3 separate regions of the Homo sapiens genome follow, and regions 1 and 2 are each linked to region 3. The links are chromatin contacts, found by Hi-C or POLR2A ChIA-PET in ENCODE. All regions are on one chromosome and are shown on one strand. The core of a region is the stretch at or near the end of the contact, and the rest is flanking DNA. Distances in the headings are between cores, read along the strand shown.

Region 1 (4,000 bases), core at 783-3,282, 590 kb after region 3:
CAGATACCTTAATTAATCAAGGTCGGCCTTCCATCAAGCCCTCAGGCATGTATGTAGTTCTACTCACATGCTAACCCATTAATTTATTAACCCACAAATGGATTAGTCTATTCTTTTTTTTTTTTTCTTTGAGATGGAGTCTCGCTCTGTCGCCCAGGCTGAAGTGCAGCGGCACGATCTTGGCTCACTGCAACCTCCGCCTCCCAGGTTCAAGCGATTCTTCCGCCTCAGCCTCCAGAGTAGCGGGGACTACAGGCGTGCACCACCACGCCCGGCTAATTTCTTGTATTTTTAGTAGAGACGGGGTTTCACCCTGTTAGCCAGGATGGTCTCGATCTCCTGACCTTGCGATCCACCCGCCTCAGCCTCCCAAAGTGCTGGGATTACAGGCGTGAGCCCCGCGCTCGGGCTGTCTTTTTTGTTTTTTGCTTTTTTTTTTTGAGACGGAGTCTCGTTCTGTTGCCCAGGCTGGAGTGCGGTGGCGCGACCTCGGCTTACCAAAACCTCTGCCTCCTGGATTTATATTTTATTCCTTTTTTTTTCTTGACTAGCTAAAGGAATAAAATATAAAATACTACACTCAATAAAATGATAACAGGCCGGGCGCGGTGGCTCATGCCTCTAATCCCAGCACTTTGGGAGGCTGAAGTGGACGGGTCACCTGAGGTCAGGAGTTTGAGACCAGCCTGGCCAACATGGTGAAACCCCGTGTGTACTAAAAATACAAAAAAATTAGCTGGACGTGGTGGCAGGTGCCTGTAATGCCAGCTACTCGGAAGGCTGAGGCAGGAGAATCGCTTGAACCCGGAAGGCGGAGCTTGCAGTGAGCCAAGACTGCGCCACTGCACTAGAGCCTGGGCAACATAGTGAGACTCTGTCTCAAAGGAAAAAAAAGAATTATAACTGGGGACAGACTTTTCTTCCCTTTTAGAGCTGACCTTCTCTGGGAGAGGCTATCACCAAGATAAATCGGTAAGGCTTAATTCCATGTCCAGTGTTTTTGGCAAAACCCTTGTTCCCGAGGGGGTGAGTGGCCTTCCCAGCAGGCTCTGCTGAATTCTGGAAGAGCCTGTTTCCAGAAACTTTGTTTTGTACATGTCTTGGCAAATGATCACCACCCCCCTCCCCCCACCACCCACCCACTTCCGAAGTGGTCTAGGGCTTAAGTCCAGATGCGGATGGGCTCAGGGCGGGGTGGGAGAAGTCAGGGGAAAAAAAAAAAGAAAAGAAAAAAAAGATAAAGAAATAAATTTCTTCTGCCAGATACCTTAATTAATCAAGGTCGGCCTTCCATCAAGGTCGGCTTCTCGGCTCCCCAGCCCCCGCGCCTCACGGGGACCTCAGGCCTCGGCAGGGTCCTCTCCCTTTGCATCTCCTACTAGTCAGCTGTCGGTGGTGATGGCCCGTGCCAAGTTCACGGTCTCAGCCTGACGAAAGGCGGCCTTTACCAGCCTCAGGACCCCCAACGAACCTGGGGCCATGGCTGGGGAGGGGGCTCTGCCCAGGCTCTGCGTTCTGGGACAGGGGTCCCCAGATGGCCATGCGTCAAGGCCCAGGGACCTGTTTGTGGGCCCGAGAGCACGGGGGTCAGGGGTGGGGCTCGAGTCTCGTCCCAGGGCTCCGGGACAAGCTTCCTGGAGGAGGCAGCGTGAGCTCTGGGAGGTAGAGGTCAAGACCTCAAAAAATGGGGGGACATGGGCGGAGGGGGCATTTTGTAACTCCTACGTCCCTGCAGAAGCCCAGACCCTCAGAGACTAGGAACTGAGGCCTGGCAGAGTGGGGTGGGCCAGCAATCACGCGCCAGGCCACACGAGGAGAGCCCACTGCCCCGGGGATGTCAGACGCGGGGCGGCCTCGGCGACCGCACACGCCATAGAAAGGTCACCGAACTTGGCCGCCCGGCCGTCCCGGAAATCGCTACTGCCCGGCAGCCCTGGGGCCTCCACAACCGCGTCCCGGCGGCTCAAGTTGCCCTTTGTCGCCCCCTGCCGACCAGTCTCCCTGCGGCTCCCGCGCGGGACAATCAGGCGGGCCGGGCTCGGAAATAGTGGGCATGGGTCCCTGAGGCGCGGGGATTGGCCGCTCTGTGTCATGTGTCCTCGGCTCGGGCCAACCAGCGAGGGAGGCAAAGTCCCATCCCGCGCGTCCCGTAGCCCTTCAGCGAGCTGTGGGCGGGGCGTCAGGCCTGACACCTCGGCCAGAGGGCGGGGCCGGAGACCTGAGCGGCGCCGCTTCCGCTCTTTCGCCCAGGTGCCTTGGAGCCGCTGCTCTCGCCTCCCTTCTCCACCTAGCGGCGGTGTTTCACACCCCGGAGTGGCTTTTTGGGGATAAAGGCACAAATCTTTGCCAGACCTCCCGCCAGGCCCCCTGGCCTGCCACGTGCTCCTTGCCGGCCTAGACTCACCCAGGCTGTGCCCTCTGCTCAGAACGACCTTTCCCCCCTTCCTCTCCCCCTCGCTTGCTCCGACTGTTCTTTGCAATCCCGGCTGGGGTTGGGTTAAGGGCCTTCTGGGGCTTCTTCATACCCTGTGCATCTTCCTCCTACTGGCACCGACCACCCCACACTGGGCTGCCATCTGCTTGTCTACACCCACTGACTTTTCATCTCTGTATCTCCCCAGTAAGCAGGAGTGGCTCACAGAAGGCACGTTAATACCTGTGTGTTAATATAAACCAAGGAGCGGGACGATAGCTAGGAAGTAACATCCCTGGGCATCATCTGAGTACCAGGCCCCCTGCCAGGTACTTTAGAGGCTACTTGATGTTCAGGCCCATGGCAGCCCTGGGAGGGAGGCACAAAGGCTCTTTTGTTCCTGGGGAGTCAGTGGAGGCCCCTAGAGGCTGAATGACTGTCTGGGTCCCCCAGCTGGACTGTTTGGGGACAGGCCTGGGGAGCTGAGGGCACCCTCATACCAGGCAGCCTTGCGCCTGAAGCTCTGCTGGTGAAAACTGATGGGCAGGGCCCTGGAAGGGAGAGTCAGCGCCTGCGGGGGCGGGGGTGGGGGTGGGGGTGGGAAGGCAAGCGGAGGGGAAAGGTGAGCATAGACAGGCATTTGTGATGGCCACAGGCCTTCACTGCTACCCTGACATCAGGGCCAATGGCAACCTGCAAGGCCCTTCAAAGCCCTGCTTCCACCTCTGCCCATCTCTGGCTGCAACCTCCTGGTTCTCCCACCCTGTGCTCTATTCTCCAGCTACACTGACCCATGTCAGCTCCCAGGCCATGCATCTGGGCCTTTCACATGCTGCTCTCTCCAGGGTCCATCCAGCCCCACCTCCACCACATTGCCAAGACCAGGCCTTACTTTCCAGACTCCATGTACTTCTCAGCACTGGCCCCACCATTTGTGCTGAGGATCATCAGCTACTGAGACCTGAATTCAACCCCAGGCCCTGGGTTTGAATTCTGACACATTTGTGGCTGACCTTGGAGAACAGCTCATCCATGGGCTCGCAAAACAATGCCGCTGACTTAGACAACACTCTACTGATTTGCTGGCACTGGGCTGGGGCTTTGGTGGACACTGAATCCCCACAAACCAGCCTGCAAGGTCAGACATGTGAAAAGTCCTTTCTGTTTCATCAAGGCTCATCAGGTGAACGTCTCCAACAGGCTCTCACTTCAGCAACATTTCATAGCAGAAGGTGATCTGTCTTCAAGGTTGGAGGCTGGTCCCATAGACCCCAACTCCAGCATCAGGCCAAGGGCTGGGCAAGGCTGCAGGGTTGTGGCTATCCCAAATATGAACTCAGACACACTTAGTTCTGAATCCTGTGTTACCTTGGGCGAATTACTTCACCTCTTTGATCCTTCATTTTCTTCCTTTTTTCTTTTTTGCTTTAGCTTTTCTTTTCAATAAAATTAATAACACGTACATATTTTTAACAGACAAATAGAACTACAAGGCTTACAATGAAAAAAGGCAGTCCCTTGCCTTGCTTTGCCCACCCTGGGTCCTCCCCAAAGAGGCAGCCACTTTGTACTCCTCTAGATGTTTCT
Region 2 (4,263 bases), core at 1-2,500, 700 kb after region 3:
TCCGACGCCACAGATTTAATACTTAAGGCCACCGCTACCCACTCTTCCGCCAGGGCTCTCAGCGCTGGCCGGGAGCTGAGGGTTTATTCGAGCCAAATCCAAGTAGATGAAGAGGCGGTGAACAAGGGCAGGTGCTGGGAGAAAAGTGGGACCAAACAGGGATAAGCGGCCGGCCCTCTCAGCAACTCCCGCCGCCAACCACCCTCCCCCGCCCCCGACATCTAAATCCTGGTGAATAAATTAACCCTCAAGGTAAAAGCAGAGAAGCCAGAGGCCCAACAGGGAAGTGCCGTGCCCGACGCCCACGGTCGGGGCATGGGAGAGCCTGGACTGCACGCCCGCCCGGGCCCTCCCGGGGACAACTGCATGGGAGGAACCCCAGAGCCGCGACCGCGCCTCGGAGAAGGTGCCCCACACCGGCTCGCCCGACCCACCCACCACCCCCCTTCCGCCCCCAACAGCTCACAAAACCGCGTAGGAAGGGGCGGCGTTCCAAGGCGTGACTCGGCGCCAGAGTGGTTCAGTGCCCTCCAAGGCCAGCCGAGTAGGGGGTCGGCTCCGTAGCCCCAACCCCGCTGGATGGCTGCGCGGGACGGGGTGGAGTCAGTCCCGAAATATACGGCCGGGGGAGGGGACCCTGCTCCCAGTGCGCAACGGATGGGGATGGGGGAGGGGAAGGAGATGAGCCCGGGACCTCGGCGCGGGGGGCAGTGGGGCATCCTCCCGGCAGTCCTGGCCTCCGCTCAGCCACGGTGCTGCCCCGGCGCCCCAGACCTCCCGTCCGAGCGTGCCCAGAGAGAATAAAGACACCTGCCCTCGCGGACAGCCCGGGCCTGAAGTCAATTTACGCCCACGAGACCCGCCCGAGGCAAGAGAACTGTGGTCCCCATTCACAGACGCGGCGACCCCCGCCAGCGGGAAGCCGCGAGGCCAGGGCGTGCTGGTGGGCCGACCTCCCTCCCCGGACGCCTCGCCCCGGCCCGGCCCGGCCCGCCGCCTCCTTACCCCCCGCGCATCCAGCCAAGAAGTCCAGCGCCATGGCCGGGTCCCCGGCGAGGCCGCCTTTCCTCCTCGTCCTCCCCCTGAGGCCCCTCGCCGGGCTGGGCGCCGTCGGGGTCCCCGAGCGCGCGGTGCCGGGGCTGGGCCTGGCCGCTCCTCCTGGCGCGGAGCCCGGGCAGGCGCGGTCAGGGATGGTGGGGATGGCGGCAGCAGCTAGACCCGCGCTGGTCCCTCGGCGGCAGCTGACTCGCTGGATCCCCTCCGGCCCGCGGTCCCTCACCTCGGGCCGCGCGCCCCGCCCCTCGTGCCTGCCGGCAGGGCCCGGGTGGGGGCGCCGAGTGAGGCCAATGGGCGGGCACGGCGCGGACAACACCCCGGGCACTGCGCTTCGCCGCCGCGCCTCATTGGCCGGGCGTGCGCGGGAGGCGGGGCGCGGGGGACGTGGTGGGCGCGCGGGCGGGGCGCGGGGACGCCTCAGACAAAGAGCGCGCTGGGTGCGCAGGTCCGGCGGGAGGGGACGCGCGGGGTGGCGGGGTTGAGCCGAGGACTCCCCCACCCGGAGTACGCGGGGTGGCTCTGGTCTGGACCGGGTCGGGAACCGGACCCTGGGTTCGGAGTCCGGCGCCGCCGCAGAACCTCAGCGCCCTAGTCTGTGCCGTGCGGACCCTGCCGCGAAAACGGCCGTGGAGCGCCGGGACGTTCCGAGGCCCGCAGACTGGGACGCCGCTAGTTGCGAAACTCCGCGAGCGGGAATCGCCCGTGGGGAGCCTCTGCCCGTCCCGCCTGCGCGCCCGCGGCGGCGGTGGCCTCCGGGGCTTCCGGACTCCTGGCCGAACCCGCCGGGTTCTGGGGGTCGGACGCGCACGGGCGCTTCCTGCGGAGCCTGAGGCTGGGATTTGGGCGGAGAGCAGGGAACCTTAAAAGGGAAAGGGGCCATGGGCAAAGGGCGCAGCAGGCCTTCGGGCCACAGCTCCTTCCCGAGGACTGCGGGTCGCGGGAGCCGCGGAAGGTTGTGGAGAGAGGGAGGTTCCTGGACTGGGCTGCAGAGTGGAGTCGGGCCAGATCGCAGCGCCTCCGTCAGCGGCGGCCGGACGGGGCGAGACCGGAGGGGCTCGGTAGGGGCCGCGCTCAGGCGCTGAAGTCGGAGGGTGCTTGGCTCTGGGTCACCAGGGTATCCATGGGCTGCGGGGATGAATGAGAGCCGAGTCTGACTCGGCCCCCCAGGAGTCCCTGACATTCGCAGTGGCAAGGGACTGCCCTGGTCCCTGTGGAGCGTCCCATTCGGTGACTTCCCACCAGCCCTTCCCCAGCGCCTCTGGAGGTCCAGACTGTCAGGTTGGAGCCTGGGAGCAGGGACGGGCCAGGCGCTTTCTCTTCGCTGTAGGAGTCAGATCAGCCTTAGGCCGGGCCCAGCTTCCTTCTTTAGGGCCTGCAGGCAGGCAAGGCCACACCGTGTGCCACGTTTCCAGGTTTAGGGTCACATGGTTCTTTTATCCAAATTCCAGTGGGTACCTACCTCCTGGAGGTGCAGGTCGAAAGGTTCTGTGTATTTGGTACTAGGACACACAGGTAGGTGTTGTCAGTAGTGCAGCCTGGTGCTAGGGGCAGGGGTCCCCAGTGCTCATGTTAGTTTCCTTTTAGAGTCTAAGTAGAATGTTAAGCAGAGACCCAAACCCTAGGTCTGCTGACTCCTAGTCCAGGGCTCGTGATGGCTGGTGGGCCCTGAACGAGGGGTCTGGAGGCCTGGGTTTGAATATCGACAGCCTCTCTGACCCACTTGGTTGCCTCAGGGAGGCAGGTGTGCGGATGGGGGAGAGTGGCCCATGGGCCAGAAAAGCAGTGGTATGGGGGCCCCAAGAGAAGCCCAGACCCAAAAGGGCAGGAGCTGGCTGTGGGGCTACTCAGGTGGCTGGAGGCCTCCTGCAGACACAGTGATTACACTGGACTACCTACATGTAGTCACTTACCTTAGGAACAGGATGTCCTTGGGATGCTGGAGGGCTCATGAGGTAAAGCACAAATCCCTGCACATCCATTCCTGGTTGAGGAGGTTTGGGAGGGAAATCCAGTACCTTGACAGCATGTGGCAGTAGTGAGAAAATGATGGAAACGGATAAGGAGACAAGCATGACCTGTTTTGCTTTGTTATTGAGAGAATGCACATGCCTTGAAAATTATGCTTGGGGCAGGTTGCACTGAGCTGTCAGTCCCTGGGGTCCTTGGGAAGGGGCCTAGTAGCCTGGTAAACAGTAGGTATTCCATAGTTGAGCTTCAGAAACCTCCTTGAGGCTGGGTTCAGTGGCTCATGCCTGTAATCCAGGCACTTTGGGAGGCTGAGGCAGGAGGATCGCTTGAAGCCAGGAGTTTGAGGCCAGCCTGGGCAACATAGTGAGGCCCCATCTCTAAAAAAAAAAAAAATCGGCAGGATGTGGTGGCGCATGCCTGCAGGCCTGTAGTCCTAGCTACTCAGGAGGCCGAGGCAGGAGGGTCGCTTGAGCCCAGGAGGTCAAGGCTGCAGTGAGCTATGATCGAACCATTGTGCACCAGCCTGGATGACAGAGCAAGACCCTATTTCAAAAAGAAAAACCTCCTTGCAGGGAGGGTCCTTTGTTGAGAGAGCTGAGGCAGGCCGTGTGAGGGCAGCAGTGGGATCGTGCCAGGCCTGGGAGATGAGGAGTGCGGGCCCTTAGCTGTGCACTTTGCAAGGAGAGGGCAGGGTTCTGGGTGTGTGTGTGTGGTCGGGGGAGGGCTGTTGGATTTGGGGACTAAGGTCAACATGTGGGGGACAGTGGAGGACTGGGCTCTGGGACAGATTTGCCTGACCTGACCCGCCAAGGGAGCCTCAGCTCCCTTGTGGGTGACAGGGGGCTGCCTTCAGCTGGAAGTACCCTGAGGGCAGGTCCCAGGTCTGTCCCCTTCATCTTGGTGTGCCCAGGGCCTGCACAGTTGACACTGGGTGGGGGACATTGGGGAGGGGGTGAGGACAGGCACTGGAAAGGGATGCGTCCACACGGGTGTGCTGCTGGGTTACTAAACTTTGCAAAACCACATCTTCCTGAGCACCCTGTTTCCCTGCTGCCTGGGAATCATGCACTCAGTCGGCGCACTGCCCTGTGCCCTGTGTTGGGGACAAGACAGACACAAATCCCTGACCTCCATGTCAGGGCTGAGGAGAGACCAGAAAGGAGGAGTGAAAAAGTTGGTGCCAAGTAAATGAATCCGTATGCCTACATCTTGGACACTTGGGTTCAGTGTCTATTGTTT
Region 3 (4,155 bases), core at 1,656-4,155:
ATACTTCAACCTCCCACTGACCCCCAGTGGGGTGGAAAACTCAGTGTAGCCTAGTCCTCCACTCCTGTATTATTCACTGTCGCAGCTGACATGCTGAGCCAGACTGGGGCCGCATCTCCTTGCCCAAAACTCGACAGAGCCTTTCCTGCAAGTATGCTCTAAACACTCCAGCCCTCCAGTGTCCTGCAGAGAGGCACTCTTGCCAAGTGTCATTGATGACGCAGCTGAAAACCAGAAACATTTCACTTTCCAGCCACGAGACTGCAGCAATCTGCTCTTTGGACTGCACTTAGGGAAACCGAGGCCCAGATAACTGACCCCTCAAAAGCCCCCAGGACGGCAAAATCAAAGGGGCTGAGGTGCTCTGAACAGCCCCAGCAAATTAAACCACCTAACTTTGCGCTACTCCCACTGCCCTGAAGCAGCCTGTGGTGGGAGGTGGGGGTGGATACAGTGTTACAAAGAGAAACCTGAGTTGTAGCCATAGATTGCTAATCAGTAACAAAATATCCCTCTAAACCCAGTCCTGCCTTGAACCCACAGGCTCAGGATGGTAAATAAAGGAAAAACATGCTGCACTGCCCCTGCCCCACCTCCATGGGTATGTCTCCCACCCCAGCCCCCACCCCAACACGTCTGCAGAGGCCACTTGGCCACCAAACTAAGGAGAAAACGTCCCTCCCCAGCTCAGGCTGAGGGGTTCTGGGGAGGGCAGTTATTGCAGGCTTAGACACACTTTCTCTGAATTAGGAAAGGCTTTAAAGGGAACCAGAAAGAGCTGTTCATTCTCCACCTTCAGGCAAAAAGTTCAGGCAGTTGCAACTACCAGCAGAACTGGAAGCCAAGCTACCAAAAAACGTGGAAGAACAGGGAGGCCCCGGATCCACCAGCGAGGAGGAGAAAGCTGGCAGGGAGCAGAAGGGCTGAGCAGGGGGCTGGGAGAGGGAGCAGGCTGCAAGCTCCCACAGCCCCAAGCTGGGGCCACCCTCTGCACTGGGCGCAGCAGTAACATGGGCGTAGAAGACAGAAGCTGACAGAGGCCAAAGTTCCTCCCACCCACACCCTGGTCACGGATGACCACGGCACTTCCTGTAAGGCGATCAACAGTTTATAAATCCCTTCAGAAGGTTTATCTCCACCTCAAACCCACGAGGCAGAGGTCATCATCTCCATTTCACAGACAAAGAAACTGAGGCACACAGAGGAGAAAAGCTAGAATCCGTTCCAAATACATCTCCCTCGGGAAAGTCTTAGAGTCTCGGCTGAGAAAGGTCCCAGGACTAGAAGGGCGGAATTTATGGCAAACAAGAAAGGCTCTGAGCCCCAGGCCTCTCCCCAACTGCCTCTGGGTCTCAAGCGGCTGCCTGTGCACCTTCCCAATCCCCACACCCCACTGCAGAACTCCAGCCACCGCACACACGTGGACGCTGCTTGGTTTGGAGGACACCTGTTGCTGCAAGAGGGGAAATTCACTTGCGCTCAAGGGGCCTTGTATCCTTTGCTGTTTAGAACTTCCCGCTACTAGGCAAGGATTTCCAAGGCTGGGATGAGGCGCCCACCGCCAGCCCAGCAGTGACAGACCCTAATTTTGGCAACTACACCCGCTAGAAACTTTTCTGGGACCGGACCGGCAGCAGGTTCTGAGCTGGACAAAAAGACGCTCCACCACTGAACCGGCCCACCACCGCCCAAAGCCCCACTTTGGGTGAGTGCGGGATCCCCTGGCCCAGGATCCATGACAGCTGGAGGAGTCTGGAGTGGCGGCCGCATGAGTGGGACAGCCAGGGACCACCTCCTCTCGCCGCAGCCTGGGAAAAGGGCTGCAGCCAGGGAGACCCGCGCTGCCCGGCCCGTGTAGTCCTTACCGTGCAGGCCGTTGGGGATGCTGCGGTGGTGCGGCGGCGCCGACAAGTCGTCCAGGGACCGACGTGTGGCTCCTGCCTTGCCGTCGGGGGCCTTGTGCGGCCCGGGGGGCAGCAGCGGGGGTGGGACGTGGTGGTGGTGGTCGGGGCTGCCGCCGCTGCCCGCGCTGGACGTACTGCTGCCGTCGCCCACGTCGCGGGCCCCCGCGCCGGGCGCGCCACCCGACAGCGGCCCGCTCAGGCTGGCCTGGCTGTCGATGGAGCTGCGGGAGCCGGCGCCGCCCCCGCCGCCGCCGCCACCGCTTGCGGCCCCCGTCGCCGCCAGTGCCGCGCGCTCCTCGTCCAGCAGCAGCACCAGCTCCTTGAGCTCCAGGTTCTCGCGCAGCAGGGCCTCCTGGCGCGCCTCGAGCTCGCGCAGCTTCTGCTGCGAGCGGGCCACCTCGTGCCACACGGCGCCGGCCGCGTGGCGCCCGAAGCGCTGCCACTCGCGCGCCAGCTTGCGCCCCTTCTGCCGGTCGTCGTCGAGGAAGCAGCAGAGCTCGCGCAGCTCCTGGTTGTCGTCCTGCAGCCGCTGGTTCACGTCCTTGAGGCCGCGGATCTCCAGCAGGTGCTGCTGCAGCCGCCGGTTCACGTCGCGCATCAGGCCGCCGTGCTCCAGCATGAGGCCCACCTTCTCGCCCTCGGCGCGCCGCAGCCGCCGCGCCAGCTCCTCCTTGCTCCAGCGCAGCAGCTCCTCGTCCGGCACCTGGCTCAGCTCCTCCGACGCCGCCGCCGCCGTCGCCGCGGGCTTAGCCATGGCGGGGCCGTCACCGCGGCATCGCCCTCGCCCTCGCCCGGCCGGCGCTTCCCCGCGCCGGGGCTCCGCTGGGCCGGTCCGCGCGCGGGCGGGGGGCGGCCGGGGGCGCGTGCGGCCCGCCCCGCGCCGCCTGGCGCGTCCTCTCGCCGCGCCCGCCGGGGCCGCCCGGGAGCCCGCGCGCCTCGGGGTTGACGAGCGGAGGCGGCTGCTGCGTCGGCGGCCGCGGTGCCGGGCGCTCTCAGGGTTCTGGAGAAGCAGGCGGAGGCCCGCCCCCGGCCCAGCTCCCGGAGCCCCCGCCGCCCCGCCCACCCCGGGCGGAGAGTGGGCGGGTCTCCGAGGCCCGGCCCCGCCCCCGAGGGCGACTGGGGAGCAGAGGCGCGGCCCCCGCCGTCCCCCTGCGCGGTGCGCCCGCCCGTCCAGTGCCCTCTCAGAGGCGCGTTCCGGCCGCGGTCCCGCCCTCCCGGCCGGGCGATTGGGCCGCTCCGGGGGTGTGCGGGAGGGGCGGGGCGCGCGCGGGGGAAGCTGCGGCGGTGGTACGGTCCATCCGCGGGGTTTCCGACCCCCGCCCGCGGCCGGCTCCCGGCGGTTCAAGTTTCTGCGCCCGGAGGACGCGGCCTTAGCCAATCCCAGGGCTACAGGGCGCTTTTAAAATGCAGGTACGGCTGCGGGGAGGGGGACGGTGGGAAAGGTAGGGCCGGGCTTCCCTTAAAGGCGACGCGCGAAAATAGCAGTCGAGCCCCCTCCCCGGCCCGCGTCCCCGGTCCTCTTCCCTCTCCCCAGATAAACAAATACCCACGATCCGGGCGACGGCGCCCCTTCTCCCTCCCGGGGGCACCAGAGTTCAGGGCAGTCGGAGACACAGCGAACAATAGGACTGTGACATGGGGGTCGCTCTTCCCCGCAGCAGGGCGGCTCTTTGTCCCCTTCCCTGCCCCCAGGCTCCTCCGCCCCCGTCCCCACCCGGGTCCCCTGCCGGAGCACGCGGCGGGGCTGCGTCTCCACTCCTAGCCCAGGGCTGAGCTAAACGCTGGCGTCCGCGCCCCTGCAGGGCCAGGGCCTTGCCAGCCGCGTCCCGCAGCGCGGTCAGTACTCTCTGCCCCGATGGGGCGAGAGCTCCGGGAACCTGCCCCCTGCCCGGAGCGGCGCTCGGAGCCCCGCTCCACCTCCGCTCACTCGACCGCTAAATCCCTGGGATTCGGGAGATAATCTGCAATTCGCGGGGTGGAAACCACTGGGAAGGGTGGGAAGGTCTCCCACTGGGGCCTGAACGCCGGGGTCCGGGGGCGCCGAGCCGGCCACAGAACTCCCCACCGGCGGCCTCGCGGGACCCCCGGGCTTCCCACTGCCTGTAAGTCTGTCTCGTTATCCTCCGGTCCCCAAAGCGCATTTACGGCGCGTCTACCGCCAGCAGGCGGGGCGGGGCGGGGCGGGGGGGGGTCCCTCCCCCGGAACCTGCAACGAGATCAAATCCGCGCACGCGACAGTGAGCGGCCCACG

What was found. Hi-C counts contacts between places; a loop is a spot of excess contacts on that map. ChIA-PET counts read pairs that join two places held with the same protein, here RNA polymerase II (POLR2A). Pooled maps may share reads with other maps.
Region 1: a loop to region 3 is called in a pooled map, with 24 times the contacts of the local background. The contact joins the enhancer-like site here to the promoter of CCDC85C in region 3. A Hi-C loop is called at or near these places in 1 of 37 single-sample maps with no recorded cell type and 9 of 50 pooled maps. POLR2A ChIA-PET finds 5 or more read pairs at or near these places in 1 of 52 experiments (MCF 10A).
Region 2: a loop to region 3 is called in a map of CD8-positive, alpha-beta T cell, with 7 times the contacts of the local background. The contact joins the promoter of SLC25A29 here to the promoter of CCDC85C in region 3. A Hi-C loop is called at or near these places in 3 of 168 maps with a recorded cell type or tissue (B cell and CD8-positive, alpha-beta T cell), 1 of 37 single-sample maps with no recorded cell type and 9 of 50 pooled maps. POLR2A ChIA-PET finds 5 or more read pairs at or near these places in 1 of 52 experiments (WTC11).

The regions. Positions count from the first base shown.
Region 1 is chr14:100,190,964-100,194,963 of GRCh38, forward strand. No RefSeq gene overlaps it. Among named protein-coding and RNA genes, the nearest start is that of DEGS2, 33 kb to the left of the region's middle. RefSeq lists silencers at 1,899-2,218, 2,809-2,898. Within about 2 kb of position 2,033, at least 31 of the 41 ENCODE cell types and tissues checked have a DNase peak (open chromatin) inside an H3K27ac peak, as active enhancers do.
Region 2 is chr14:100,305,194-100,309,456 of GRCh38, forward strand. SLC25A29 (solute carrier family 25 member 29) reads right to left here and starts at 1,251. Exons shown (of 4, transcript NM_001039355.3): 1 at 1,006-1,251. The coding sequence starts at 1,039. MIR345 (microRNA 345) reads left to right here and starts at 2,666; the gene lies at 2,666-2,763. RefSeq lists enhancers at 187-753, 1,962-2,031, 2,062-2,231 and silencers at 1,082-1,181, 1,242-1,711, 1,802-1,871.
Region 3 is chr14:99,601,302-99,605,456 of GRCh38, forward strand. It overlaps CCDC85C (coiled-coil domain containing 85C), which reads right to left and starts at 2,906. Exons shown (of 6, transcript NM_001144995.2): 1 at 1,866-2,906. The coding sequence starts at 2,658. It also overlaps a transcript of HHIPL1 not described here. RefSeq lists enhancers at 1,101-1,754, 2,461-2,580 and silencers at 2,841-3,370, 3,511-3,650, 3,711-3,780, 3,961-4,110.